Linked DNA regions of Homo sapiens: region 1 is linked to region 2. Evidence: read pairs that join two places in POLR2A ChIA-PET (ENCODE). Cell type or tissue: GM12878. All regions are shown on one strand. Links, peaks and the distances in the headings refer to the core of each region. The heading gives the core; the rest is flanking DNA.

Evidence for each region. Peaks named below come from ENCODE experiments on the same cell type or tissue, not always from the same donor. Only the 100,000 strongest peaks of a DNase experiment are listed, where the experiment ranks them.
Region 1: POLR2A ChIA-PET joins it to region 2 with 6 read pairs; 1 of 35 experiments calls an interaction of 5 or more read pairs at or near these places.

Annotation. Positions count from the first base shown.
Region 1 is chr5:107,255,732-107,271,579 of GRCh38, reverse strand. No RefSeq gene overlaps it. Among named protein-coding and RNA genes, the nearest start is that of LINC01950, 250 kb to the right of the region's middle. In GM12878, for the core only: no CTCF peak of the experiment used is centred there; DNase peaks (open chromatin) are centred at 6,808 and 7,879.
Region 2 is chr5:107,352,140-107,367,987 of GRCh38, reverse strand. No RefSeq gene overlaps it. Among named protein-coding and RNA genes, the nearest start is that of EFNA5, 310 kb to the left of the region's middle. In GM12878, for the core only: a CTCF peak has its summit at 7,952; a DNase peak (open chromatin) is centred at 5,869.

The DNA.
Region 1 (15,848 bases), core at 6,258-10,257, 98 kb after region 2:
GAATTAGACTTTTCATGGTTGTACTGAATCCTGGAATCTACATTTGAAATAAGGGGTCCAGATGATTCCAATACATAATAAAATTTAGAATCCCTGTCTTAACGTCATCACATTTTAAGACACTTAATTTGCTGCTTTTTGAAATTGACTTCTAGTGTATATATAATTATATTGTTTTACTAATTTTTTAAAAATATTAACTTTAAGGTAATTAAAAAACACCAAAAAATGCATTATTGAAATTTTTTTTACAACTTAAAGGATAATTCACATGATTTGAAAAATGACTGCCTAACGGCATCTATGTTTTCCCCAGTGTTGATTAATTCTAACAATTAATTCAATTTGGCAAATATGGTTTTGTACGCTAATGTTAGATTTAAGCTTTCAAAACAGGAGGCTATTTTCCTTTGACTTGTATAGCAAAAAGGAAAGGACCTCTAGCTTACACAGTTGACAAAGTGAAAAGCTTATAATTCATTTGTGTTTTTAGTTAATTACATTCCTTTGTAACCCAAATGAATCTTAGAGCCGCAGGTAGCACAATTTCCAGAGAGAATTATATTCAAAAAAGAAAAAAGTGTTTGGCCAACAAATACAATTAAAAGTGAATTCTAACGTGTACCTACCTCCTTCATAGAGTGTTAAAGGGAGTTTCTGGCTTGGGTTTTTCAAAAGTCCCTCCTAAACTCTCCAGTTCTTCTGCTATCCTAAAGTTGTTATTGAATATTTTACATCATAAATTATAAACTCCCTCCCCACTTTCACTTTGGCTATCTTTTTTCCTCTTCCCTCTCAATCCTCTCTATTATTTAGAGAGATATAATCTCTAGGGATACCCTCCTTTTTCTTCTGACTTAATCTCTTGATTATTGTAATTCAAAATACCTGAGAATCAGACTGACAGATGCTTTCTATCACTTACTTCTGATGTAAATAACTAGGAACTGATTGAAAATATGAATGTAGACCTGGAAGTCTCGATGGTTGTTTGGCATTTAAAAATTTCATTTCCATCAATATGTCCTTAATATTACTGTTAGGAAATGAAACTTTAGCTACATGAGTTCTATGAAATGAAAATATTTTAACTTTTGTAATTTTGGCACCTATTAAGTGATATAAAATTTTGTGGCATATAATTTCAACATCTAGTATGAAATATGATATGTAATTAAAAACGGAATGCCAAACAGCACATACTCATTGTTGATTCCAGATTGCAGCAGCAGCAAAAACATTTTCATGTTAATATTGGTACTTTCACAGTTAAATATGGTCTAAGCACTGTGGAACCACATATAGACCTCAGACTTTTGTCGCAGGGAAATTTTTATTACATGCTTTGCCTTCAATTTACTTTAATAACACTTAATAATAATGCATTGCATTTATGAAGCACCTTTTATCCAATGATTCCGAAGCATAATATAAACATTAATTTTTAAAACTCTCTAGGAGAGAAGTATTTATACTCATTAAAATTTTTAATAAAAATATAAATGCATGCTATAACTGGAGCTAACATATTAAATGGCTTAATTTGCTAAGGAATAGAAGCTGTACAGTTTTTGCTTCTGAATTTTGAAATTCAGTTCTTATTAAAAATAAGACAAAAGCATTTTTTTTGTGTGTGTACAAAGTCTTTCACGAAGGGAGAACCATGGCTGCTTGATTCACCATGGGTTGTCCATTGCGTAACATTTTCTGCATGAAGAGGGCATTTGGGCAGTACTAAATAGTTGGAAGAATGAATATAGACTTAAAAGAAAAGAGCTGTTACTTTTTAATGATTTTTTATTATTAAAGTTAAACTATCATAGTATAATTTGTTAATGGTTATAGTGAGTTGCATGGTGGTCTATGAAGAGATATGTCCATGGCCTAACTCTCAGAACTTATGAATTTCACTATTTGAAATAAGGGTCTTTGGAGATGCAATTAGGACACTTGAAATGAGATCTTTTTGGATTGTCCAGATGGGCCCTAAGTCCAATGACAAATTTTTGAGACAGAAGAAAAGACTGACAGACAGAGGAAAAGGCCATGTGGAAATGGAAGCAGAGATTGGGGCGATGCAGCCACAAGGAGTGGCAGCAGCCACTAGAAGGTGGAAGCAAGGGAGGATTCTCCACTAGAGGCTGCAGCAGGAGTGTGGCTCTGCTGGCACCTGGTCCTTGCACTGCTGGCCTCTGGACCTGCAAGAGAATACATTTCTGTTATTTTAAGCCACATGGTTTGTGGTATTTCATTATGGCAGCCCTCGGAAATTAATATGAGGTAAAGATTCTGGTATTAAAGGCTTCTTTAAAAGTTGCTACATTCTGGAAGACTAGTATTTTGGTAGTGAATTTTTCGGCAACCTATAAGAGGGCTTATATCATTAAAAACAGAATTGTTATATGTATAAAATCCTGACATTACTAATTCAGAATATAGATCCCTATCTTGTTGTACTCATCATTGACACACATAAAAATTACCACTTATTTGCTGAGAGAAAGCTGTTTACGTTTTTTTCTGTCTTTTTATATCAGTGATTTCTACTTTTGTAGATATTTTCTTTCTTAAAAATAAATGCATCAAATATCATTATGAAATGGATTCCACTTTTCACTGTGCATATGAGGAAGTATAAATAGATTTCACCATAAGTTATAATGAAATGTTAATAATTATCACCATTTCAAACAGAAATATAAGGTTAGTATTTTGCTAATTATACAAGTGAGAAAATTGAAGCTCACAGAGAGTAACTGACAGAGTTCCCAGCACTAGTAGGCAGTAGAGTGGCAATTGAATGGCCTGTCTAGCAAGTCTGCTTTCTTAACCAGGACACACTTATGTGAACCAAGACACCATAATCCACATGGTGGATGCTGCTATGTCCCTCCTTTAACTCATTGGAAAGTAATGTGATAAAACTTATGTACTTTAATTGATTATAAACTTAATGTAATAGTTCCTCTAAGAAGATGTTTTGCCTTGAAAGACTACCTGGGCATGGAGAACTCATAGTAGAACTGATGGGGGAAGATATTTTTAGGATGTTCCTTTTTAATTAAAGCCAATCTAGGATAGGAAATTGCTTACTGTGCACTCACATAAGATTGACCCTGAATCTGTAGGATGTGACTCACTTGAAACAGATGGAAAATTGAAATCTGATTCACTGATCTGGGCTGACTTTACAGTTTTATTTAACTGATTAGCTTCGTGGATACTTGTATAGAACAACTTCTGTGGAGGGAAGGGGCTTAGAGGAATTATGTCTATGGTGTAACGTAGGCTGCATGAAGACTCTGACATTATCTGTGGCTACATTGATGGATACTGAGTAGCTCAAAACCGGGAGTATGAGAGCCTTCTATCTTTCTAAACTTTGACGTTCTCTTATTCAGTATATTTCCCTAAAGTGTTGGGATAAGAAGCTCACTTTGCCAATATTGAAAATCTTGCTTGGAGTTAAATTTTTGATCTGTGTTCAAATTCTCACTTTGTTACTTACTAGCTATATGACTTGAGCAGGTTAACCAACTTCTTTGACTTTCTTTGAATTTGAATTTCATCTTTAGCATACTGAAGAAAAAAAATCCTGGTGTAGTTTTTTAAAAGGCCCAAACACATAGTTAATTCATATTAATATCATTCTTTGCCAACAAATATTTTTTGACAACCTCTATGTGCCTGTCAGATAGAAAGGTTCATTAATTGACTTGGAGATTGGGCGATGTGGAACTCTGATTAAGAACTTTTGTATCTACCCATTCATGGGAAGTCTGAGAAAATGAACTGGAAGCCAGTGGCTTCCACGGAAAGCCGCCCTGGTAGATGGCTATCAGCAGCTCAGTGCCCTCTCTTTGCCAAGCCACCAGTGGGCATTGTCCCAGTGATGGTTCCCTGCTAATGAGGGTGCTCAAGATTGTTTTGTGGATAATACTTTCTGACAGTTGTCAATTGTCAGGGAAGTTTAAATAGCTGGAGAACTTTCTGTGTAGGCCAACTTATATGTCAGAGGCAGGGTTGTAAATGGCACTTCAAGGCACCTAAACATGTCAATGAAATGGAATTGGAAATGATACTTGAAAACCTTGGCTGGCTTTATGTTCTGATAGCATTTTTGCCTTAATGTTCTTCTTTGGACAGTGTGTTGGCTAGCTGTAATTCTAACCCTCTACTTTCACTGAATCATATGATTATATTGTCTTTAGTTACATATATAACTTGGCCAAAACAAAAATATTTACATAAATAACTAAAATTGCTCTGTGAAAATAGGAAACTCAACATTTACAAAACCCAACTAGGTGTATACTACTAGTGGGTATACAGTTGGCTTGTCAAGAATATCAATTGAGTGTACAGTGCCTGTATTTAATGAAAGAAGAAACATGGGGTCTTGCAAAATAACGTTGATGTGAGGAGGGTCCTATAAACATGTATGATGACTTTTTCAAAGGTGATAAGTGTTATTACAATAAGACAAAGGCCATGTAAGTCTAGGAAGCTTTCATGGAAAATGTGAGTTTTGAATAAGGTTTTGAATGTTTTGAAGGTATAGGTCTCAGCAGCAAGATTGTTTTTTGGGAAACACAGATAGGGAGAATGCCTTAGGCAATATGCTCTCATGTTATACTCTTTCTATATCCCTAGGCTACATTAAGACTTCAAATATTTCTTGTGTTAAATATTCCCATATTTGCATATACAGTCTAGTACATCCAATTCCCTACTGGCTTGACTTCTCCAGAAGATTCCTCAACTCAACCTATTTAACACAGAATTCATTAATATACTCCCCTCTGCTCCTCTCTTTCACTCTGCTTCTCTCAGTGAGGGGCATTACATCCATCTGTTTGCTCAAGGAAGGAATTTATGAATCATTTTTAATAACCCTACACCCTCACTCCTACTTCGCATCAGTAGGTGAGACCTATTGATTTTACTGCAGAAATACTTCTGTTAACTATCTGCCCTTCACCCTCACAGCCATGTTCCTACTCAAGCCACCTGCAAGAACACCCAAATTCTTCTTCTGTAATCACTTTTGTCCTTTCCAGTTCATTTTTTACACTTTACATAGAATGATTTTTGACAAATCCAAGTCTGATTATTGTATTCCTCTGCTTAAAACTCTTCAATGTATTTTCATTGTTAGTAGGTTAATATCCAAATTTTCAATATCCCAATTTTTAATACCCATGGCTTACAAGAGCTCTACACTATGGTCTCACCTACCCCTTCACCCTCATCTAGTGCCATGAAACTTCTCGCTCTCTCTGTCTTAACTACTATTGTCACAAATGAGTCATCATTTTTCTCATCTTTGATCTATTGCAAATACTCTTCCCTTTACTTGGAGGAACAATTGGTAGTATCCATTTATTTGAAAATAAATATATTCTTATGGACCATTATAAGCATGATGAAGGAAAAGTGCAGGGTGCAATAAGGGAATCTTACTAGAATGAAGGCTGGAGGGAGCTGCTGAGTAGGTATTACCCAGTGTGGGGTAGAGAACATTCCAGGAAAAGTGACTAAATATTCAAAGGCTATGAGGTAGAAAGAGCATGTCAAGTAAGCAAATATGAAAGGAAAAAAAAAAAAGATAGTGAATTAGAGGGTGAGTGGCATGAGTTGAGTCTGGAGAAGTAGGTGAGGCCAGACAAGGAAGGGTCTCTTGATCATGCTGAAGATTTTGTGAATGAGGACATAGCAGTTGTTCCTGTGACATCAGCAGAATCTGGAAAGAGAGACGTTTATTTGCATGCTTCCACTATTAATGCTGGCCAGTGTGGTTAATTGTAGGAACAAAGAGGACACATGGACCCCAAATTAGGAAAGATGAGCTGGTAGAACTAGTGTTGGACCTTGGGGATGGGTGAGGAGGAGGGACTGCAGATGACCCCACAGTTTTATTGCTGGGTGCTCAGATGGCTAGCAGTGCCCCTGACCAGAGTAGACAAGTTGAAATGGGGCAAGGGTTTGAGGGAGAGGACACTGGGCTCAGTGTTGTCATAATTAGTTTTAGATCTTGGCAGATCACCAAGGAGAGTTATTTTGTAGACAGCACGAAATATGTCATTAGAAAGAGGATGAGGGGTCAAGAACTGAGATATTGATCTGAGAGCATCTGTGGTCAGGAAGGAGTAGTTATGTTGCTTTTCAGTAAGCAGGGCAGTGTGACAATATAGAATTTATTAGACCAGGTCAGCTGGGTTCCTGGATTTTCATTAATAGTGCTTAGCTGCATCAGCATGGGGCAGAAGAAGTATGGACAACGATGCTTGCAAGGGAAGGGGGAAGCCAAAGGAAGAGGGAGTTAAAGAGCATGAGAAACACACACAAGCCTACTGCCCACTACCAGGGTCAGCTTTAGAAAACCACTAAGTAATCCAGGGCAATTGTTTAATGGGAAAATCAGGTTCACATGGACGTTTAGGAAAGCCTCAGCCAGTTAAAGGAAGAATGGCATTTATCAAAATAGGACAGCACACGGGCTGAAAAGTGCATGCAGATGGAAAGAATGGGCTGATAATCAGACTTTGAGCCCTGCTAACATGCTAATTGTATATGATGTGTGTGTGTGTGTGTGTGTGTGTGTGTGTGTGTGTGTGTGTGTGTGTGAGAGAGAGAGAGAGAGAGAGAGACATTCGTGGTAAGCAGCTTTTCCTTCTTAGTTCCTTTTTGTTATGACCTTTGTGAGCTTGGTGATCTTGGTCAAGTCCCTTAATCTTTCTGTATTGAAGCATCCTTAGCTTTAAATTAGAGGGGAAAAAATGGTGTCTTATTAGGTGGCTGTGTGCTTTCAGTGAGCCAATGTATGAGAAAGTGACTAGCAGAGTGTCTGACACATTTTATTACTCTGAGTTCCAGCAGGTCACCAAGCGGGTGAAGATCTTTGCCTGTTTTCTGCTCCTACTGATCACTGCTTTTGGAACCTTTATACTACTTTACAGGGCCCTCCTCACTTAGAAGGAAATCAGATACCATCTGCTTGACAACCTCATAGATCTATTTCCATAAAAGAGATTATTGCTACAATTTTTGAATTCATGAAGATTTCATCGATGCAGCAATGAGCATCAGTGTCCTTGATAACTCTTTCATCTCTAGGTTACACAGAATAAGACTGCACCTGTAAACTCATTGTAATTTGCAGAGCTGTACATACCTTTGAAAAATGATTTGTAATTCTCATGGCTAGCTCTCAAAGTATTTTTTAAATGACTCTGAGCTGAGCAAGGACAAGCCAACCATGTAAGGTTTTAAAAAGGTACCTGACAGACACAGATATCACACATCTGTTTTGATAGTCACTAGAACACTAGGAAGAGGTCTAATTCCACTGATCACAAATATATTTCACAGGACTTATACTTGAATTTTTTTCATGTCTCTCATGTAGTCTATGGAAATATATTGCTTTTGAAATTTTGATTTCCTTGATAAAAAAAAGTAAGTAAAAAGAGACCCTAGATCTCTTAAAAAAAAAAAAAAAACTAGCATGGATTCCAAAAGCACTTATAAGCATAATAACAATCCAAACAGAGATAATGTTATAAGGATTGCTACAAATGGATGCTTGCTTATTTCTGACTACAGTCAAAAGATGCCAACTAATAATCCCCAAATGGCCTTGCCAGAACAAGTTTATTTTTATTCTGGGAACGTTTAGAGTTTCTACATCAGGCTGCGGCAAAATACGCTTTATTTTTTTGAACTTGAGATCAGGGCAAAACCATATGCAAATGACAAAACCCACATCCTTGAATGATCAGAATACACGTAGCATTTAGGTAGGAGCTACTGGAGTTCTTTAAGAGGCTGAAAAATTAGGTACTTGGGATTTTGTTGTGTCAGGGAGGAGGGTCAGGATAGAGGGTGGGGGTGAAAAGAAAGTCTGAAACTTCACCTACCTACAAATCATTATCCTTGAACTGGCTGAAGGCAAAACTGGCTTGTTTACCTGCTTCTCTTTTAGGGAAACCCCAGGCTGCAGATTTTTAGCTCTACCTTGTCTTTGAGCTGGTTCCCGTCAGCATTTCACTCTGAGTGTTCTCTTAAGTAAAAATGTTCTAAGGCTGATGAAGATTAGCAATAATTAATTGTCACTTTTAAAACAAACACAGTTTTGACCTTGAGTATTGTATGCATTCTCAGCAATAAAATCTAACAGTCTGACCTGAAAAGCATGGGCTCGCTGTGGTGTCTCACTCTCGAAGTGATAACTTCAAATTCACTGATAATTAACAGTAATAGCCATCACAACAAAATCATCTAAAACACCCACATGAAAACTTCTTTAGTATTAGTTTATAGGTCTACTAATTAAAAGTCATTTTTGTTTCTAAAGATTCCTTTGACTAGCTCTATTCTTCCATTGTCTTCTTTTGAAATGTGTTTTCTTGTTGCTAGCTAAGTGACATTATTTAAACCATCTGATGTTAGCATGATTTGCTCTGAGGGTGTTAACCTAATATTAAGAAATTTAAATTTAGTTTTAATATCTCAGTGGCATTATGCTTTGTTAAAATTGCATTTCTGGAAAAACTCACTCATCTGTAACAGTTTAAACATGAACCCTTTACCCATATACTATATTAGCTGAGTAAAAAATGAATTTTTAGTGTTTTTCTTTTCAATACATCTTGTGAAATCATAAGAGAATTCTGCAATTTATACAGGGAAATTTGGCTGCCATTTGCTTGGACTGTGACATATGACTATAATTTGTAACTTTCCTTCCAACACTTGGTTATTTGTTATCTGAATATCTGAGTTTCAGAAGTATGAATTAGTGTATGAACAATGGAAAAAAAAGGTATGCTGTAATTCTCAGGGGCATGGTGTGTTACTGTCCTTAGAAATATGACTTGGGAAACACATTTAAATATAGAATTTATATTCTGCTTCTATTAGTGATTTACATGACTCTGTGACTTGCATCTTCATTTAGGTTTTTTTTTTTTTTTTTTTTTGAGACAGTGTCTCACTCTGTCACACAGGCTGGAGTGCGGTGGTGTGCCATCTCAGCTCACTGCAATCTCCACCTCCCAGGTTCAAGTGATTCTCCTGCCTCAGCCTCCCAAGTAGCTGCCTGCCACCATGCCTCGCTAATTTTTGTATTTTTTGTGGAGACAGGGTTTCACCATGTTGGCCAGGCTGGTCTCAAGCTCCTGATCTCAAGTGATCTGCCCACCTTGGCCTCCCAAAGTGTTGGGATTATAGGCGTGAGTCTTTAGTTTTGCATCTTTTTATTTGTATGTTTTTCATTCTGTTTTGTGTTTGGGGTTATGCGTGTCTTTGGCCTTTTCCAGTTGTCTTTGAAATTTTATCAAGATCACGACTTTATCCTCTGGGTGCATTTTGAAGAAAAATTTATGAAGAGCATATAGGTATTGCAGAGTAAGGCATTTATTTCTTTAACAAATATTTGTGAAGCAACAAAGCGACTACTATGTGTCAGTTACTGTGTCAGACACCAGGGACACAGATTTAAACAAGGCAGATGTGGTTCCTTTCTCAGGGAGCAAATAGTTTAGTGGGGGATATAGAGGAGCAGACAGGCAATTCCAAACACCACAAGGTAAGCGATAGGATGGAAGAGTTGAGACATATAGAAGAAGTACCTGCCCCAGAATTGTTGGGTCAGGGATGGCTTCCTGGAGGAAGTGACCCTAATGTGAGACTTGAAGGATGCATAGGAAATAGCCAGACAAAAGGCATTTAGGGTTTGGACAGGGGCTAATGAACAGAAGGATAGTGTTTTAGTCTGAGGGAATGGCTTCATTTTATAAAAGACCAGAGATAACTGAGAGGAATTAATAGTAATTCACTCTGGCAATGGAGATGGATCAATAGAGACAAAGTTAAGAGGTATTTGAGAAACGATATTCAGTAACAACAGCAATTATTGACTGGATATGAGCCTTGGAGAGGTAAAAGTAAAGGGTGACTCCCAAATTTATTATTTTAGCAATTGGATGGTTGAGGAAGGGTCAGTTAACTGGGAAAAAGGCAGGTAAAGTAGTTTGGACATTGATATAGTTAAGCTTTGTGTCCCAAACCAAATCTCATCTTAAATTGTACTCCCCAGGTGTTGAGGGGAAGGACTGGTGGGAGGTGATTGGATCATGGGGGCTGTCTCTCCCATGCTGTTCTTGTGATAGTGAGGGAGTTCTCATGAAATCTGTTGGCTTTATAAGTGGCAGCTTCCCCTGGGCTTTTCACTGTCTCTTGCCTGCCACCATGTAAGATGTGCCTGCTTCCCTTTCCACTATAATTGTAAGTTTCCTGAGACTTCCCCAGCCATGCAGAACTGTAAGTCAATTAAACCTCTTTCCTTTATAAATTACCCAGCCTCCAGTAGGATCTTCATAGCAGTGTGAAAATGGGCTCAAACAGTAAATTGGTACAAATAGAGTGGGGTACTGCTATAAAGATACTAAAAGATGTGGAAGTTACTTTAGAATGAGTAACAGACAGAGGTTGGAAGAGTTGGGAGGGCTCAGAAGAAGACAGGAATATGGAGAAAGTTTGGAGCTTCCTAGAGACTTGTTAATGGTTTTCACCAAAATGCTGATAGTGATGTGAACAATGAAGTCCAGGCTGAGGTGGTCTCAGATGAAGATGAGAAACTTGTTGGGAACTGGTATAAAGGTAACTCATGCTATGCTTTAGCAAAGAGACTGGTGGCATTTTGCCCCTGCCCTAGAGATCTGTGGAACTTTGAACTTGAGAGAGATGATTTAGGGTATCTGGTGGAAGACATTTCTAAGCAGCAAAGCATTCAAGACATGACCTGGATTATTCTGAAATCATTCAGTATTATGCATTCACAAAGAGATGGTTTGAAATTGGAACTTATGTTTAAAACAGAAGCACAGCAAACAAGTTTGGAAAATTTGTAGCCTGATGATGTGATAGAAAAGAAAAACCCATTTTCTGAGGAAAAATTCAAGCCTGCTGGGGTGCAGAAATTTGAATGAGCAATGAGGAGCTGCATTATTAATGACCAAGACAATGGGGACAATGTCTCCAGGGCATGTCAGAGATCTTGGCAGCTGGCCCTCCTGTCACAGGCTCAGAGGCCTTGGAGGAAAAATGGTTTTGTGGGCTGGGCCCAGGGTCCCCCCAACACCTGTCCAGCCTCAGGACATGGCACCCTGTGTCCCAGCTTCTTCAGCTCCAGTCGTGGCTAAGCCAAGGTACAGCTTGGGCTATTGGTTTGGAGGGTGCAAGCCCCAAGCCTTATCAGCTTCCACATGGTGTTGGGTGTAGGGGTGCACAGAAGTCAAGAACTGAGGTTTGGAAACTTCTGCCTGGATTTCAGAGGATATATGGAAATGCCTGGATGGCCAGGCAGAAGTCTGCTGGAGAACCTTTGCTAGGGCAGTGCAGAAGGTCAAATGTGGGGTTGGAGCCCACCCCCTGCCACAGAGTCCCCACTGGGGCACTGCCTAGTGGAGCTGTGAGAAGAGGACCACCATCCTCCAGACTCCAGAATGGTAGATCCACCAACAGCTTGCACCATGAACCTGGAAAAGCTGCAGACACTCAATGCTAGCCCATGTAAGAAACCAGGAGGAGGACTGTATCCTGTAAAGCCACAGGGGCAGAGCTGTACAAGACCATGAGAGCCCACCTCTTGCATCGGTGTGACCTGAATGTGAGACACGGAGTTAAAGGAGATCATTTTGAACCTTTGAGATTTATTGACTGCTCTGTTGGATTTTGGACTTACGTGGTGCCTGTCGCCCCTTTGTTTTGGGCAATTCCTCCCATTTGGAATGGGAACATTTATCCAATGACTGTACTTCCATTGTATCTTGGAAGCAACTAACTTGTTTTTGATTTTACAGGCTCCTAGGTGGAAGGGACTTGCCTTATCTCAGATGAGACTTTGGACTTGGACTTTTGAGTTAATACTGAAATGAGTTAAGATTTTGGGGGACTGTTGGGAAGGCATGATTAGTTTTGAAATGTGAGGACATGAGATTTGGGAGGGACCAGGGCAAAATGACACGGTTAGGCTTTGTGTCCCCACCCAAATCTCATCTTGAATTGTAATCTCTAGGTGTTGAGGGAGAGACCTGGTGGGAGGTGATTGAATCATGGGGGCTGTTTCTGCTGTGTTGTTCTCGTGATAGTGAGGGAGTTCTCATGAGATCTGAAGGTTTTATAAATGGCAGTTTCACTCTCTCTTGCCTGCCACCAGGTAAGATGTGTCTCTTCCCCTTCCACCATGATTGTAAGTTTCCTGAGGCCTCTTCAGCCATGTGGAACTGTGAGTCAATTAAACCTCTTTCCTTTATAAATTACCCAGTTTTGAGTAGTATCTCTATAGCAGTGTGAAAACAGACTAATACAGACATGATGAATTTTAATGACATAGAAGACATATAAAATGACTATCGGATATTTAGGTGGAGGTGAGTAATATAGACATGGAGCGCAGGAGAGAAAGAGCTGGGTTGAGTTTATGCTGTTGAGATTCCTTAAAATATGGTTTCTTTTTTTTGAGACAGAGTACAGTGGCACAATTTAGGCTTATCACAACCTCCACCTCTTGGGTTCAAGTGATTCTCGTGCCTCGGCCTCCCCAGTAGCTGGGACTACAGGCGTGCCACCACGCCCAGTTAATTTTTATATTTTTAGTAGAGATGGGGTTTTAGTAGAGATGTTGGCCAGCCTGGTCCCGAACTCCTGACCACAGGTGATCTGCCCTCCTTGGCTTCCCAAAGTGCTGGGATTACAGGCGTGAGCCACTGCAACTGGCCAATATGTAGTATTTGAAGTCATGAGAATAAACTTGATGAAGAGGTTGGGAGTCTGTATAATTCATTGGAACTTATGCCTAGGTAATACTTTATAAAAATGTTTGGTTGAGATGTCCCAAAAACAATTTGGATCCATGTATATGCAGGATTAGAGCAAATCGAATTAGAGTAAATTGTAATTCAAGGTCAGGAAAGAACCACAGAAGTCCTTTGATGTCTCCTGCTTACAGGCCCACATGAACAACAATGTTATAGCAATATAGTCGTAGCTTTGTTTTATGTTTCAGATAGAAACTACCCTCAAAGATAGAGACACTGACATGATTTGAATGGAAGTCTGAGAATCCTATTGGGCAGGTCCATCACATCTCCTGCCATGCCAGTAGCTTCTTTCTTAGGGAAAGTGCCTACCCATATGTGGGCTGTGAGAGCTGCCCTGGGTGGCCATGAGTCCCTTTCTTCCAGACCTATCTCAATGGGGTGGTCCTATCCCTAACCAATCTCTAGGCTGGCCAGTGTCCTTATGAGATGGTTTGGCATGAAAAACTGCCCAAACAGGCAAAATGTGATTAGCTGGGTCAGATGTTCTCACTCAGGAATTTCAACTAGGGCAACTGGGGAGGGAGTCAATTAGTTGGTTTTGGGAAGGAGTATAAGCTGAAAAGAACCACAAGGGGAGGCCTTGTGGCAGCAAGAAAGATGAATAAAGTGGGTAAGTAAACAGACTTTATGAGTAAGCAGAAACTGAAATAGAGATGGCACGGCAGCAAGAAGAGGGTAAGGTGGCTCCTGGAACTAGTGGGAGGAATAGATGCAATCAGAGAGGAGCTCACTCACCATAAAGGTAAGGGATCAACAGAGTCCTGCTAATAACATGCCCGTAAGGTTAGTGGTCACTGGAGCCCTGGTGGATTTTTCTTATCCCCAAATATACGAGTCTCTGAGTGGTAAAAGGTGTCCCATGGCACTCCTGTTTCTTTTATGTTCTTGAATATCCTTATAATAAGCTCTAATTAATCAAGGGAACTAGAGTGAGTCTTAATTTATTGGGAACAGATTGCTTTACTAACAGAATCCTTCTACCCCCAAATTTCTCCCAGGCTTGCTTGACACATTGCAAGATGAAATATATTATTAGAAATGCATTCTTTTGGGCTGAGAAATTGGGGGCTCAAGATTTTTCAATAAAATGTAAATAATGCTAACTGGTGTAATATAGAAAGCCATTTTCCAACATAAAGAACAGCTATTGAACCTCTTTATGTATTGAACATTTTTCATGTTTGTGTGTGTGTGTGTGTGTGTGTGTGCATGCTAGGACAGGGTATAGATGATGGGGGACGAGGTAGGAAGCTCTGAGGAATGTTGAGTATGCATAAAGCAAAGTCTTTAGAAGTTTACAATTCAGTTGGGGGTATATTTGGGAATAGGAAGAAATTTTTTGTGTTTTTAAGAGACTGGGTCTTGCTCTGTTATCCAGGCCTGAGTGCGCTGGTATCATCATATCTCACTGCAGCTTTGAACTCATGGGCTCAAGCAATCCTCTTGCCACAGCCTCCCAAGTAGCTGGGACTACAGGCTTGTGCCATTGTATGTAGATAATTTTTAAACTTTTTTTTTTCTGTAGAGAGAGGGTCTCACTATGTTGCCCAGGCTGGCTTCAAACTCCTTGCCTCAAGCAATCCTCCTATCTGGGTTTCCAAAAGTGCTGAGATCACAGACATGAGCCACTATGTCTGGCCAAGACTAAGAAGGGCTTTAAAGATAATCTAGACAAGGGATTGCAAACTCAAATGTCTACAAGGGTCAGGCAAGGTGAGTGCTGAATGAAGTGGGCTGGGCAGGTGCAGTGGTGAGCTGCAGACTGCATGGACCATTTAGGGAACTACTCACATAATGGTTGTTAGGTGGGAAGGCCTGCCCAATGCTTACACATCTAATTTTTCAAGAGGGGCTCAATTTTTATGTAAACTCTCCTAAATTTTAAATATTGGTGTGTAATCAAATTCAAGCAAAGCAAAACAAAACAAAACTCTTTGGGGCCAAACAACAAAAAAAAAATCTGCAGGCTGTGTTCGGACCATAGATCAGCAGTTTATGATCTCTGCTCTTGATCAGTAGATTTCAAAATGTTTAAAGATTCAGAAACATCCTGCAAAAGAAATTTTATGCCTGAATATAACACATGTAAGGACAGAAGCAGAAGTATTGGGGTTGAAACTGGGGTGAATGAACAGAGCCTTGCCACTCTCATCCTCGACTTCCACACTCAACAGGCCCAAAGGAAGCTTGACAAATCTTGAAGACCACTGAGGGAGTTTAACCTCTTAGTTTTACAGATGAGGGACATGAAGGACCCAAGAGCCAATGGCCCAAAATAAGGATATTTACAGAATAATGCAGATGGTGTCTGTTTGTAGATGATAGTGTGTGAGTTGGTATGTAGAAAGTGGTTAAGTGTGCTGGTTCTAAGCCACACTGCTTGGATTTGCACATACTTCTTAAGGGCAAATTAGAGAAGGTGGTATTCAGTCTCCGTGCCTACATTTCCATACTTGTCAGATTGGAATGATACATAGTAATACTTACCTCATTAGGTTGTTGAGAAGATGAAATAACATGTACAGCAGTCCCTGGCACAGAGTAAGTGTTCAATAAATGCTAGCTTTTTAAAAATTATAGGGCATCTTTGCTAGTCATTAACATTATAGCAAGATTTATTTCATGTGACAAGTAGCTCTCACCTATGAAATAGTCTTGCGAGAAGGGAATTTTTGGTGGGGGTAACTTGTATCTAAAGTACAGAGGTTATAGGAAAGGTAGGGAATGGTGGGTGGGGGCCTAGAGTTTTCTCTTGGGTCTTTGCAACTCCTTAGACTTGAAGATTTTTACTCATTGTGGGCAGTCTTCCAACCTTCACTTATGCACACAACCCATCTTTTTGGCTTAGAGGGTCGAGAAGATACCCAGAATCAGGTTTGAGAAGCTGATTAAGGAGTCGAAATATTTAGGGATTAATTTTTCATAATAGGAATAGTGTTTAGATATAACCTAATTTGAGGCCGG
Region 2 (15,848 bases), core at 4,349-8,348:
ATTATTATTTATATTTTGCATTTGTTTTCAGGTTAAAGTAAAATAAAGTGGAAAGGCTATCCTGCATTTCCTGGGCTCTGGTCTCATTAGCCAGATTTCCTTAAAACTCTGGTACTTCAGAGAAGTTTTGCCAAGTGGCTAAATGAAATGCACACAATTGCAAAGTGTTATGAATATTTATGATGGTTTAATGATGGGATTTTTTGCATCCATGAATAATAAAGATTTTAACAAGAACAGATAATGAGATGGGGACAAAACAGTGAAGTGGGTAATACAAGGACTGCTCTCGGAGGGCGCCCACTGAGAACAGCAGGAGCTGACCACCTCCCCGTCCTCTCCACCACAACTAAGTGCAAAAGGGGGCACAGGGTGTAGGCTCTTTTCTTCCACTCTCTTAATCTATATCATCAGCTAAAATAGGCGTTTATCCACACTTTGTGCCTAAGCTCATGGCCTCCCCTGGAGGTGCAGGAAGCTCAGAGTGATAGACAACACCATTGTAAAGTGACCTTCCACTTCTAACAGCAGTATTTATTTCAGCCTTGGATCTCCAGCAGAAGTAGCTGCTTTGCCTTTTCTGAGCCAACTACTAATTAAAAAACACTTGGTGGAGGAAAAAGTTGCTGGGTCCTCTCTCTGGAAGCTGATGACTATCTCCCAGGCCACCAACTTCAACTTGGGGAGGGCCTTCAACAGAATTTTCTAAAAGGCAAATGTTAAAGTTGCCATCCCCACCAATATTTTATGTATTGAAGACAAGTAATTCCCAGTGTGACTCTGCCGGTCTCTGGCATTTCAGGATGCTCTGTGTGTCCCAGGGCTTGGTCCCCAGCAGCCTGCCCTGGGAGCATTATGCCTCCTTACACACAAAACCTGGCAGTGACTCCAAAGAGAGCCATTGACATAAAGGGGGTTAAGTGGAGGAGTTCTGGGTTAGCTGCCGCCTTTGGCTTGGGTGGTTTACTCATCAAGTGAGGCGAACATTCCCTGACCTCCCAAGATCATTCATTCATTTATTCAGTAAATATTTATGAAGCACCTACTATGTGCCACAAGTGTTCTAAACATTTGTGATACGTACATGAACAAAACAGACAATGGTCTATTCTCAAGAATCTTACACACTGGTAGGTTTCCTGCACAGCAGGTTTTAATGAAATTGGCAGGCAGGGATATCGGACTGTGTGAGAATATTGGTGAGGAATCTAGCGATGGAGAGTAAGTAAAGGGATCATAAGGGCCTTCTGATGCTGGGCATGCTTTCTCTGCACCGAATTTACTCTAAATGAGTTTCCAGATAAGAAGTGTTTTCCCATGAATTTGCATCAATAGATTTAAGACAGAATATATTTAATAAAACGAATAAGTAAGTGGTGGATCATTGGTAAAGTGACCCAGGCAATAAGGACATAGAACTTCCACATTTATCTCGGTAACAGGCTTGCTTTATGTGGTAGATATAAAAAGTCCAGAAAAGTTGCATGGAAATCAAAGGATATTTTTAAAGTCCTTAAAGAATGTGTGAGTGCGTTTGTCTTATATAGAATTACACGGTGAATTCTTTTGTTAAATAATGACGATGTCTTGTTTTATTTCCACTGGGAATTTGAGTTTCCATATACTGCTTTTTATACACAGACATAAATGTCCACTCTTCATTAACTATCCTTGGATTGAAAATCGTTAATAAGCCATAACATTGCCTAATATTTGGTTGACACCTTGTGTTGGGGTGTGCGCATCCATGCTCTTAAATCTACTGATGCAAATTCATGGGAAAACAATTCTCATCTGCAAACTCGTTTAGAGTAAATTAGGTGCAGAGAAAGAATGTCCAATATAAGAAGGCCCTTATGATTCCTTTACTTGCTCTCCATCCCTAGATTCCTCACCAATATTCTCACACAGTGTGACATTCCTGCCTGCCAATTTTATTAAAGCCTGCTGTGCGGGAATTTCCTTTCTCTGCTTTACTAGCTACCAAGACAACCCCGTCAACGTGATTTTTCACACATTTTCTCTTCCTGTGTTCCGCATCTCAGTGAAATTTCATCTCCCTGACTCACTGTTAAGTGTTTCTCATCTGAAATCACACTCACTCGTAATCTCACATAAAGTGCAAAAAGAGGAAGTTACAAAAGGAGAAAGACAGACCAAAGTCCTTCTCCTTCCAATGATTCAGACATTAAGCAAAAGCTACGTGGGAATTGTCCAGTCAACCAAGACTAGCAACTGAGCACCAACATCCACAGAACAGAAGATTAGGCTTGGTGTACCACACTCCGCATGCCACAGTACTTGTCCCTTAAGGGAGCACATACATCTGTCTAGGTATTCAAATCTGAGGAACCGATAATAGGTGTTTCATAGACCAAAAGAGTCATTGCAAACTGGATTCCCACAGGATAGACCCTGCAGTGCCTCCTCAGGCAATTAGAAGCAGAGCTAGAGGAGGGACAGCCAGAAGGAACGGAGGCAGAAGACAGGAATGAAGAGGAAGAAAACTCATAGAACAGAGGCTGAGAAGTGGCTTTGGAAGGAAGTTCCCTGCCCGTGCCACCTTACTGTCAGAAAAACCTCAAAAAAGTCTCTTAGAGGAAATAAGCAGCCTCCTATTGTTTATCACAAAAAGCAAAAAGCTTTAATACCACCCAAAGCTGAGGTCATGTAGGTACATTCTAATTCCAATATTCCCAGCACCTCCAACAATATGTTTATGCACATGTCCAGTAATAGCCACATCATCACAATGTTAGGACTAGGAGCTGGAACCTGAGTCTGACTTGCTTCTGACCAGTGTGTCATGGTTACACTTGGTCAGTTGGAAGTCCTTGCATTGCATCAAGAGCTATGTGTAGCGCTTAGCTATACATGAGTTCTACTATCGAGGACTTGGTATCTAAACTATAGATCAAACACCTATGATGGAGACTGGAGGAAACTGATCAAAATAGGCTGTTTGTGTGGTTATGTGTAGTCAGAAGTCAGGTGGAAGGAAGACTTCCTGGTTTCTTGTTCCTTTTATCTTAATTCACAAAGGAAGCATGGGAAGGGATGCATGGGATGAGAGGGGAAAAAAATACAGGAATTGAAACCCTAAGGCAATCATGACATGTAGAGACACATCAGTGGTCATCTTTGTTGATTATTTCCATCATCAGGCATGCAATTACTTTCTAATGGTGACCATCATAGCATAGAAAGTATTAAGGTCCTGGGAAAAACAAATGTGAACCAAAAACCTATGTAGAAAATACACACACATTTTAAAGGGGAAGTTAATCAATTAACCAAGACAGCACTAAGTAGTACTACAATGGCTAACTGGTTTCAACCTAACTGAGCTGGTGGTTCCTTTGCTCCCAGGCATATTCTTTGAGCTCTTAAGAGATGGGCCAAGGCTTACCAAAAAAAAAAAAAAAAAAAAAAAAAAAAGAAAAAAAAAGAAAAAAAGGCACCTGATGGAATCAGCAGAAATCATATAACACAGGCTCAGAGTGACAAACAGATTGTCCAAATCCCCTGTGGAAGTGTCTGAGTTGTATCTGAACTTGCTGTCTTCTTAAAAATTACATGAAGTGCTGGTTTCTGTTAGCTTCTTGGTATGGTTTGAGAGAGCACTGGCTTTGGAATCAGAGAAACATTGAGTTTAAATCCTGTCTAGGCCATCTATTTACATAAAAATTCCTCCACCTCTTCATCCATAAAGGACTGGTAAGAACGTTTGCCTTAGATGCTCTCATTAGAAGGATTATATGAGATAGACCATATCAAGTAACAAGCACAGTGATTGGCTCAGGGTAAATGCCCAATAATAATTGTCACCAACAAGAACATTTGAAACAATACCTAGGAAATATTTGAACATAGGAAGTCCTTTGGCCTACTTTGCTTTTGGTGCTTGTCTTTTCCTGTTTTCTGTTTCTTATCTTTATTTTTTCTTAACTTGAGATACAAATGTGTAGCTTTCTCAAGTTCTCAAGACTCTATCCTAGTCTCTAATGCTTGTCATACTTCCTAAAATGGAGGAAATGATGAAATGATGAAAATGTTTTTGTCTAACAAATAAGGAAGGCTCAACAGATGGTATACTTGAGATGACCTCTTCATAAAAAGAAATCCATCCGACGTATCCCCCAAACGAGAGTACTGCTTTAGAACAGTCCTCTGGGAGGCCATACACATATTCTCAATGTTGTTACCTTTGTTTACAACTTTTTAAAAACATTCCCCTTTTGTAACTGCTTTCAGAATCTTTTCAATGTCCAATGATGATAAATTTTTGTGCTGTGAAGGTGCATTTAATTTTGAGAAGTAGCCAAAAGTCCATGAAAGCAAAACTGATCAGTATAAAGTGTGAGCTATTTGGGTAGCACTGTTTTTATGCAAAAATGAGATGTAATTTGTAAAAGATCAATACGATTTCCTTGCATGGGTTTTAAACGTTTCAGAGGGGAAGTCCAGTGATATTTGAAATAAATTCAGTATTTCTAGAATCGATACTGGTTTCTAAAATTACTCCTTTGAAGGACATCTATTTTGACTGTTTAAATCCCTTTGTGTCTGGTTAAAATGTACACACACAGAGTCAGCATTCATCACTTTATGTCACTCCTAATAGAACCAGAGATGGTGACATTTCTCACATCTGTAATACACCAAGTAATAAAAAATGTGTGAAAAATTTAGCAATTAGAAATGCTTGCTATGGAGTGGATCAAACTTCTTATTTTCATCAGCTCGAGATGTGCATTTTATATGTTGTGTGACAAAGTAATTATGGCCTTATGGAAACCTCTTGGTCATAAAGCTGGTTAACAATACTTGCAAGGCGTGTGAAGGTAGACGGTGTTGAATACAGCAAACTTCTGTTCTGGGTATCCTATTAACAGAACCCTCTGTTAAACTAAATTTTTTGGTAGTGCAATGAAAACCTCCTACAATTACATTGACCACAAGGTTGTACAAGATAGTAAAATACTTTATGAACGAACAAAAGAAAAAAAAAGTGCCTTTTTTTTTTTTTTTTTTTTGAGATGGAGTCTTGCTCTGTCATCCAGACTGAAGTACAGTGGTGCCATCTCAGGTCACTGCAACCACTGCCTCCCAAGTTCAAGCAATTCCCCTGTCTCAGCCTCCCATGTAGCTGTGATTACAGGCACTCACCACCACACCCAGCTAATTTTTGTATTTTTAGTAAGCCAATTTCTCCATATGCCAGGCTGGTCTCAAACTGCTGACCTGAAGTGATCTGCTCGCTTCTGCCTTTCAAAGGGTTGGGATTACAGGCGTGAGCCACCACACCTGGCCAAAATGATGTTCTTTACAGTTGTGGTGTTGAATATATTTTATTATAATTATATTCTTTCAAAATTGCTAATTCATGTTGAAGATTCATGCACAGTATGTCCAGCAAATTACTATCATGGCACATGTTTGGTGAACCATCCCATCCCACCAGGCAACAATAAAGGACCAAGAACATTGTCTCAAAGTCTCCAGTTGGCATATAGTTCTCCCCTTCTCTCCCATCACTTAACCAATTTCTGAGCCACTATGATGTGGTAGGTGTGTTCCTTATGTGAAACATATAAGATGTCGCACGTCTTTGTAACAACACTTTAAAGGTGAAGAAACTGAGCTGCAGAAAGTGTGGATCCTTCGCCTAAAGCCTCCTGCCACCTAAGCAATAGGGCAAGGACTTGAAGTCAGCTGGGTGTGGATACAAATCCAGACTTTACCAAAAGGCCCTGGTAACTCAAACTGGGTTGAGCAACAGTCGTGAGCTGAACTCTGGAAAGGTTACAGAACAAGAGGAAGAAGTTTCAGTATTATGTAACCAATTGGCAAGTTTCGTGATTGTTAGTGATGCATTTTGTGGACTCAAAATCCCCTCCCCCTCGCTCTTACAGGTTGCATTAGCCATGTGCTTTCAGGCAGCCTTAACTCTGGCTTTCTTCAGAGTTGACATCATTAACCCACTCTATTAGGGTAAGCAGGGAAAGGCAAAATAACAAACTTAAAAAGATATTACCTCAATTGTTTATCCCCAAATGCTATATAATTCATGCTAACACACTCAAATATTACAATGTTTTTCTTGACAACTTCCTTTAAACAATGAGAAGAATTCCTTCTGTGTTTTTCACTTATGTGAACTATAATGTTCTTCTGTGGGTGAGTTTGTCTACAAGCAAAGAATTTGAGATGGTTTGGAAAAGTACTTGTTTTCTTCATTTACTTTCACATGTGAAAAACTCAACTGACAATTTAAGTGGGGATTTTTTAAAACTCTGAAAATTGGTGTTTAATTTGAGCATCTCACCAGCTTCCTCTGTTTGTTGTCATTCCTAATAATCTAGTATCCCATTACAATGAAAAATTAAGGGTTGCCTCATCACAAAAGACTAATGAGTAATAATACACATGATTAATTGGTCATTCTCAGTATAGCTGAGAATAAAGAATGAATGACATTATTGATTATAGGACCATGTGTTTCTTTCCATATATTATTTACAATTCAGGCCTTTGAAATGACCATATATTTATCTTCTTAAAAAGTGATAAAATAGGCTAACAAAGAGGACAGGGCTTGGACATAACCAACGTAAGTAGGTAACTGTGAGGAAGATTGCATTTTAGGAGGTGAAGCAGGAACCCCTAGTCATCAACACTTGGTTGAGTTTATGAGGGAAAAATAAACACAATGCTTAGTTACCTAGACGATAAACATTCTCAACTTTTTAAAATAATATCAAAATCCCTGGCTGGGGACGGTGGCTCACGCCTTTAATAACAACACTTTGGGAGGCCAAGGTGGGCGGATCACCTGAGGTCAGGAGTTTGAGACCATGGTTTCACCATGGCCAACATGGTGAAACCCTGTCTCTACTAAAAATACAAAAATTAGCCAGGCGTGGTGGTTCACGTCTGTAATCCCAGCTACTCGGGAGGCTGAGGCAGGAGAATCGCTTGAGCCCAGGAGGCGGAGGTTGTAGTGAGCTGAGATCATGTCACTGCACTCCAGGCTGGGTGACAGAACCAGAATCCGTCTCAAAAGAAAAATAAAAAAATCAAAATCCTTGAATTTATCTAGGGCAGAGATAATTCCTAAGCCAGAAGTTATGGTCAATAAGATGTAAGCAAAAATTGTTTAGAGAGCTGAGGAAATACCATAAAAGGGTAACAGTCAGCTAGGACCTTTTCACACGCACTTTCTTTCCTACCTGGATGTGGACATGATGACAGCACTCATGTTAGACCAGGGCGCAAACTTGAGGATGAAAGTTGTGCTTTAAGGATAAAGAGGCAGAAAAATGGAAGGAGCTTGTATCCCTGATGACCATAGAGATCCTAAAACCCTGGATTGCTTATCACTAGATTTCCGTTAATGTGCGAGAAACCCACTTATTTAAGTCATTCTTATGTCAAGTCTCTGTTACTAACAAACACAAATTCCTAATGGATACCTGGAGTAAAATACTCACCGCTGTCTATATTTAAAAAGCAATGGGTCCTGTTGGTCTTAAGCTTTGATCTTCGACGAAGTGCAGAATCCCCTGGGAGAAATAACATATCGAGTTTAAGGTCATTTCTGCAGAGCAGGTTTTGCAAAAAAAAGTGCAAAAGTAGAAGACTTCAGAGTGAAGAAAGGGTTTCAGAGCGGGCATGGAGGGCGCATCCCATAAACAACTAAAAAGATAATTAAATATCAGCTTATTTTAATATATATGGTGGAGTGATAAAGAGACTTTACACTGAGATTTTCAGAAGATTCCAAAGCGACTGGAAAAAAAAAAAAGTGTTTCACCTTGGTAGGGGCAACCTGTGCTAAGCCAAGAGGAAAGCAATGAGGTCCTGTTCATCTGACATGTGTCTTCCTTGAATTTTATAGTCATATTTTCCCCCCAGCAATGGAGAATGACTAGGCAAGAAGGCTCCACGTGGGGGCACCTTCTTATCACCAGATATTCAGCCCCTCCCTGTCACATCCTTAAATTTTACTATGTTATTCTTACATTGATCAGCCCCTGCTGGTTTTAAGAGTCAGGGATTTTTCCAAAAATATTTTAATACCTTTCACTCTTCTTTCTCTTTGAGGTTTCAGCCATTATAACTCAGCTATTTCTTGGCTCATAAACTTGGCAAGGCTTTCTAGAAAAAAAGAAGTCATCTCACTGGCAGGGAGGTTTCTCATATGCTGACAGTTTAGCTTATATGAAATTGCTGAGTAATAGGAAGGATCAAATAAGGATTGTAAGGGGAACAGGAAGTGCAATGCCCTCCTTAAATGAATCCCAGAGACTGATTTTGCTTATCTAAGAAGATGAAGGGCCTTTCTTTTGAAGCAGCCTTCATTGACCTCTTGCTAAAACTGTTTATTCAATGTGACTTCTCCACTGGATGGAGAGTGGTCTTGTCTTCTTCCCCAAACCTTTCTGTAAGTACCATTTCAAACATAATTCTGTACAGTCCTGTTGTGAGCTGCCTTCCCTAACCCCTCTGCTAAAGAACACAGCTGCAGGCTCAGGACCGCTTAGGAAGCCTCACACTCAAGCAGCCCTTCATCTCAAAACAAATCTCTTAAAAATATTCCTTGGAGCGCATCTTTGTAGAAAGAGCGCATCTTTCTATTTGTGACATCTCATAAAGACCGAAAAGAGGAAGCTTTGTGTATCTCCAAAGAGTGCCCATCTTCATCTCTGTGTCTGAAGCACATGGAAGCTATTAATTAGCTGAGTCCTTGAGTACACAATGCAGGAGACATCTGCCCTCGTTTTCTCGATGCTAAATCCCTTTTCCATGCTTACTATAACTAAAAAAATCACAGGAAGTAAAAACTGTTCAAATTAAAAACATTTTCTTTCACACAACATCCTGTCCTGCTTAACAGTGCCATAATTCTACTGTACTGTAAACAATTAGATAGGGATATTGTAAAATTAGCTCCAATTTGCATAATAATGCTTTACTGTTATAATTTAGTGACTGCATTTGCACAAATTTAATAACAATTCAGCTTACATTTTTTGTTTTAATATATTTTATACAAATAATGTCGTATTTATAGATTACTAGGTTCCCCAAAGCAAGCCAGATGAAGACATTGCATTTTTTGCAAGTTTAATATACCACATGATATGATAATTCTAGCCTTCTTAAATTAAAGGTCACCTCCTTTCCTGATTCTGGCTTTTTCCCCTTGTTTAAGGAAAAAAGTTTTTGAGACTCCTAATGACTTGGAGCAAAGAAAATTATACCCATTATATATCTGATGACATCTAAACCAGCTTAAAGTATTTTAAATGTAACTTTCCCCATTTTGTTTTCAAGGAACTATGGGATTTAATCCCCAAAACATTTTTAAAATCAGATTTCAAGTTTGAAATCAATCACATTTGGATTCTGAGCTGGTGGAGCAAATTGCATTAAAAGGTATTTTTATTGTATTTATTGTCACAGATGTTAATTCAACGGATCTAACCATTATTGTCTTTTGGATTTATAGCATAATTCCACCTAATAGAAATTGAATTGCCACATAAGCTCTACTCTTATCTGAGACTTTGTGCTCTCAGGGCCACTGGGTCAATGATGAAATCATTGCAAGTCCTGAATCAATGCTTTCCTTGAGGAAAATTTTAGTGATCATTGTTATAACAGGGCATCTCTTCTTCACAAATGAGACCAACAGTAGTTAACTTGTAAAAGTATTAGAAGGGTTATTAGTACATAGGGGTAAGTGACTTAGTTTTTCAAGGTAGTTGGTTAACTATTAAAAAGACTTTCTGACATTATTGGTTGTTAAACATGGGTTATTAAGAAAAACTATACAAAGATACAAAGACATATTCTTGGTGGTGCTTCAGGAATCCTTGATCCTGTTCAGAGCTGCTCTGTACAGCAGTGCGGGTTACTGGCTAAGGGAAGGACAAAATGGGAACTGAAGTTCAGCCTGCACTTCACTTGCCAACCAGGAGCTGCATAAGCCCAAAAGACGAAGTGTCTTTTCCACTTTGCACAAGGGTGATCCATGGGCTCATGGCAGTCCTTAGTCCTTATTCTGACTCTACAGGTTGGTATAAATGTGATTTAGCTTAACAAAAGAACTACTTTCTAGGTTCCCTCCATAGCACAATTCCGTAATTTCAAATAAAGGCCTTATGGGGTATCAAGTAGAATCATTTAACACAGAATGGTAATCTCACAATATTTATAGTAAAGGGAATTGTGGAAACCATTTGTAATATTATCCAAGTCAATCTTGTTTCAATGTACATTTCTATCTCCTTTCTTACTCACAGTTTCTTTGATAGCTTGTGATTATATCTGTACCTGAAAAGTGGTGGATCAATATGAACAATTGATCACAATAATTGGACCCGAATCTCATTCCCATACCACCTCCACCTGGTTCTAAGTAACAGCAGTTTTTCTGTTATTTTATTTTGTCTCAACTCTTAGATAAGTACTTCAATGGTACACTTTGGTTTTCCAAATAATCAGCCTATCCTTCAATCTTGCCCTCTCTGAGTGAGGTTAGTTAACATGGACCAAACTGCTTCATTCATAGATTTGTCTAAAGGATTTATCGATAAAAAATTGGTCCAGAGAAATTCTGCACTTTTTAAGAATCTGCTTGTACAATTATTTGCTATGTGAAACCTTTATTTCCATGTATTCTGGTTTATTTAAAGGCATCTGGCAAATTTAAATGAGCAGATAGAAGCACATGACAAATAAGTAGTTAATATAGATTTCAAGCCACAGAGGAAAAAAAAAAGGAGATAAGGTGATACAAAAGTATACATGGTTTAGAACATAAATTTTTATTTTATATGTGAGTCTTGCACATAGCTATTTCACTAGTGGTCTGGAAAATATATTTGAATTAAGCTCCTATCTCTGACACATTTTTCTGTAATCAGCTTTGCAGTTTGCAAAACTTTCTCTTGAAGATTACTTCGTATTAGCCTCTCCAGGCCTCCATATATAAACCCTTCGAGTGCAACTAAACATACTGTGCAGAAAGAACAAAGCATATGAATTTAGGTGCATGTATTATAAATACAATATTATGTGTAAAAGATATCACTGAGGTTCTCCTTCAATTAAGCCTAGAATGCTAGCTGAATTTCTATTCTGAATTTTTTCTAATGAGCATTGATCAGTAGTTTTTCTTTTTAATAGTAATACCCCATGAAGAGGCAGCTCTAGCTGAAAGCCCTGTAGGACTGATTTGAGGAGAAAATATAACTTTATGAGTGAATGCTTAAAAACTAGGCTTTTCTTCTATTACTGTTATACAGTATTAAAATTTTAAGTACCCATACAAAACAAGAAAGACTACATTCACTAATCTTCTAGGCCAGAGAATAAGAGATCTCATGTGCTTTTGCAGAAGCCTAGATAATAATTCTCAAACTTCAGTCCTAGAATTTCACAGTTTTATTTTAAAAATTTGTATAATCCCTGTATGATTTGCTTATATTTTTCCTTTTTGAAATGGCTCATGTTTTCAAAAAATAACTTAAACGTAATATTTTTAATAAAGAAAATGTGTTACTATTATAAAGGGACAGGTCACTGCACTTGCCCTGAGATAACTATAAAAATAAACATAATGAAAATAAACCAATCTTAGTAAATTCTAGCTAGGCAGTTTTGCTTTTCAGATGCTCTGACCCCTAGCCTTTCTCTTTGGTAAAAAGAGAAAGAGAGAGACGGAGAGAGGAGTTTGGTGAGGACATTTAAGCACCACCTGAGATTTTCTAAAGCCTGAAAGACCTTTGAGAGGAAATACATTCTTCATATGGAATTCAAAGTTATTTAATGTCAGGGCTCTCTAGCACTTAGAATCCTCTCTAATGGTAGTAGGAACATGGGTCCCAAACTCTTGGAAACAGTAAATCGAGGTTGGTACCATCACTGGCTGCTTTTCTGCACACTTCTGACTCAAACTCTTTCCACCTTTTACCATGGGTACTTAACGGAATGGCCTTGAAAGTGAAGAATCAAAAAATAATTACTCAACCTATTTATTTACTTGCTCGGCAGACATATAGGAAGTATGAACAAAGGGAAGCACCTTGCTAGCTGATACGATTGCAGAGATTCAGTCCTAGTCATTTAAGGGCCTAATCTAGTGGAGGACTCCTTCTTACCTAACATTTTAAGATTATAATTTTCAGAAGAAGAAGAAAAAAGAGAAACAAATTTGCATATCCTGAAATTGTTTTGTTAGGCATTTCTTCTTTCTAAAATATATATATATAAAATAATATATATTTATATGTATAAATATAAACACATAAATAAAATATATATTTATATTTTATATATTATGTAATATATAACATTAATGTATTATATATTATGTAATATATAACATTAATGTATTATATATTATGTAATATATAACATTAATGTATTATATATTATGTAATATATAACATTAATGTATTATATATTATGTAATATATCATAATTTATATAATATATATAACATAAATAAAAATGTTTATCTCAGATGATCACTCACAATTCTTAATTATGGTTATCCTATTCTCACATAGCTATTAGAAATTCTTTCTGAAATGTGTTAACTGCTAATATATGGAACTACCCTCATAGTCTGAATGGAAGAAAAAAAGCTGTCATATAAGTCTATGATACCAAAGCAATAACCCAACACTTTGGTTTATAATTTTTAGAACAGTGCCATATGTATAGTCTCATTTGAGTCTCAAGAGATTCAGATATAATTTGGAATCTCATTTTATAAGGTAAAGAAATTGAATATTCAAGAGATTGCTGGTTTGCTCATTGTCTCATGACTAATAGATGGGACTAAGTCACAATCTTTTGGCTATTCTCTCACCAAAACATTCTCTCATCATGTATTGTGTGGTGTATTGAGACGCTCCTTCCTCTATTCAACTTTCTTCTCTGTTTCAGGTCAGTATATGTTTACTGGGCACCTCATTTGTGCCAGGCACTGTGATTGATAGGTAAGGATAAGAAGATGAGTGATATGTCCCTAACACCATCTGCTTAATTTGGATTCTCCCAGAAATCAATGTCTGAGGCAAAGGACTTATGTGTCTTATATGCCATTCTTATTTGTGATCCCTGGGATTAGAAATGAAGACCATAGGGCAGTGAACTGGGGAAGGAGGGAGAGGAAGCCAAGGAAGTCTTATTCAGTTGGCCAACACCAAGTGCAACTGACTGCTAGATTCCTTAGAACCATCCCCTAGAAGGCTGGGCACGGTGGCTCACGCCTGTAATCCCGGCACTTTGGGAGGCTGAGGCTGGCAGATCACGAGGTCGGGAGTTTGAGACCAGCCTGGCCAACACGGTGAAACCCTGTCTCTACTAAAAATACAAAAATTAGCTGGGCATGGTGATGGGTGATGGGTGATGGGTGCCTGTAATCACAGCTACTTGGGAGGCTGAGGCAGGAGAATCGTTTGAACTCGGGAGGTGGAGGTTGCAGTGAGCAGAGACTGCACCATTGCACTCCAGCCCAGGTGACAGGGCGAGACATCACCTCAAAAAAAAAAAAAAAAAAGAACTGTCCCCTAGAAACTTTATAGTCTGTGTTTCAGGGCATCACATGGTGGAGGTTGAAAAGTTATAGAGAAAGGGCAACAAATTTATCTCCCAACTGTTATCTTCCATTGGCTGAGGGTGTGCTCCTTGGAGTATTAACTTCCTCACACTTTGGGGTTGCTCATTTGTGAGCACCTTGGGAGTCTGCCTTATTCCTTTTCTTTGTGTCAGGGAAGCCTCAGGGGGAAGAAAAGGGGATATGGAGTAGGCATAAAGTGATAACAGTGTCGGGTGGTGCCCATAGAACTTGCAGGTAATACCCCAGTGGGATGACAGAACACGAGTCAGAGTGGGTGAAGTGTGTCTGAGGTGGTACATGAAAGGAGTCTTGACATCATTCAATGTGAAGGTTTCAACACTCGTCATCCATATTTCCAGTCTTCACAATGCCTATGAGGAATCTTTACACAGGCATCACTCAGCATCTCCAATCTTACACATTTCTGAACTGAAATATTTGTCTCTTGTCCCTCAAAGTCAGCTCTCCTCTAAAACAACAAATAGTAACAAAAAGACTTATCTTTACTATGAGAAAGGACAGTTCACCCTTACTATTATACAAAATATCCCATGATATAGATAGATAGAAGAAAATGGGACATTCAATAAACATGGACCTAGAAATAAAACTTATGTCTAGTTTACTCAGTCACCTAACTAGGCACTAACATTCTCTGTATTAGGCTTTGTGCTGATAGGTGCTGAGATAAAAATGCTAATATCTTCTTGCCTTGGAGAACTGGCTGTCTCCATTGGATTTACTTATAATTCACCTGGGGAGCTTTAAAAATTCTGCTGACCCTAATGTCACCCCCAGAGACTCTGATTTAATTAGACTGGGGTGCAGCCTGGACTTCAGAATTTATAAAAGTTCCCATGTGATTCTATTATGCAGGCAAGGTGTTGCAATCTATAACCCAGTGAAAATAGACCACAGTCTAGCCTATAGGATCTTATACATCAGTGCATCAGAAGCACCTGGTGAATTTGTTAGGCATGCTGATTCCCAGATTCATAACCAGGGTTATGAGTCACTAAGTCCAGAGAGGGTCACACAAATCTGTGTATTTAACAAGCACTTTAAGAGAATCATGTATAAAGTTCTTGGACCTTGCTTTGAGAAGTATTTCAGATCTTAAGAGGTTAATGACAACAGTGAAATGATTTTGGAAGAGAGCACAAAGGTTGCTCATGGATTGAAAAATAGTATGAAGGGAGGGAAGCTGAACAAGTGGTTGAATAGAAGCCTCCATTTAGTGTCTCCCCAGCACAGGAGCACCAAACTGAACAACTATACACAACAAAAGCACCTTCAAAATAACCAAAAATCAGGTGAGCGATCACAGTACCTAGTTATAACATCATATTGAGGAAAGAGGTGCTGAAGCAGGTAAGAAAGACAGTCTCAAATCGCCTGCACCACTCCTTCCCCATCCCTGGCAGTGGCCGCATGGCATGGAGAGAGAATCTATGTGTTTGGGGAAGGGAGAGGACAGTGAGTGTGGACTTTGCATTGGAACTCAGTGCTACCCTGTCACAGCAGAAAGCAATATGGGGCAGAACTCAGCTGGCACCCACAGAGGGAGCACTTAGACCAGCCATAGTCAGAGAGGAATCACCCACCCTGGCAAGCCCTGCCACCTTGGCCTAAACAGTCCTGGGGTCCTAAATAACCTTGAAAGGCAGTCTAGGCCACAAAGACAGCAATTCCTGAGTAAATCTTGGTGCTGTGCTGGGCTTCAAGCCAGTGGATTTGGAATGCACACAACCTGTGAAATACCAGGTGGGACAGCCAAGGAAGTTCCTGTGTCACCCCTCTCCCAACCGCAGGCAGCATAGCTCACAGCTCTGGAAGAGACTCCTTCCCTCTGCTTGAGGAGAGGAGAGGAGAGGAGAGGAGAGGAGAGGAGAGGAGAGGGGAGAGTAAAGAGGAATTTGTGTTGCAACTCGAATACCAACTTAGCCACAGTAGAACAGGGCACCAGGCAGAATTCTGAGGCCCCCCATTCCAGGCCCTAGCTCCCAGACACCATTTCTAAACACAAGCCTGGACCAGGAGGGAATCTGCTACCTTGAAGGAAAGGACCCATTCCTGGCAAGATTTATCACCTGCTGACTAAAGAGCCCTTAAGCCCTGAATAATCAGTAGTGGTAGCCAGGCAATACTCACCACGGCCTTGGTTGAGATTCAGAGCTGTGCTGTCTTCAGGTGTGACCCAGTACGTTGC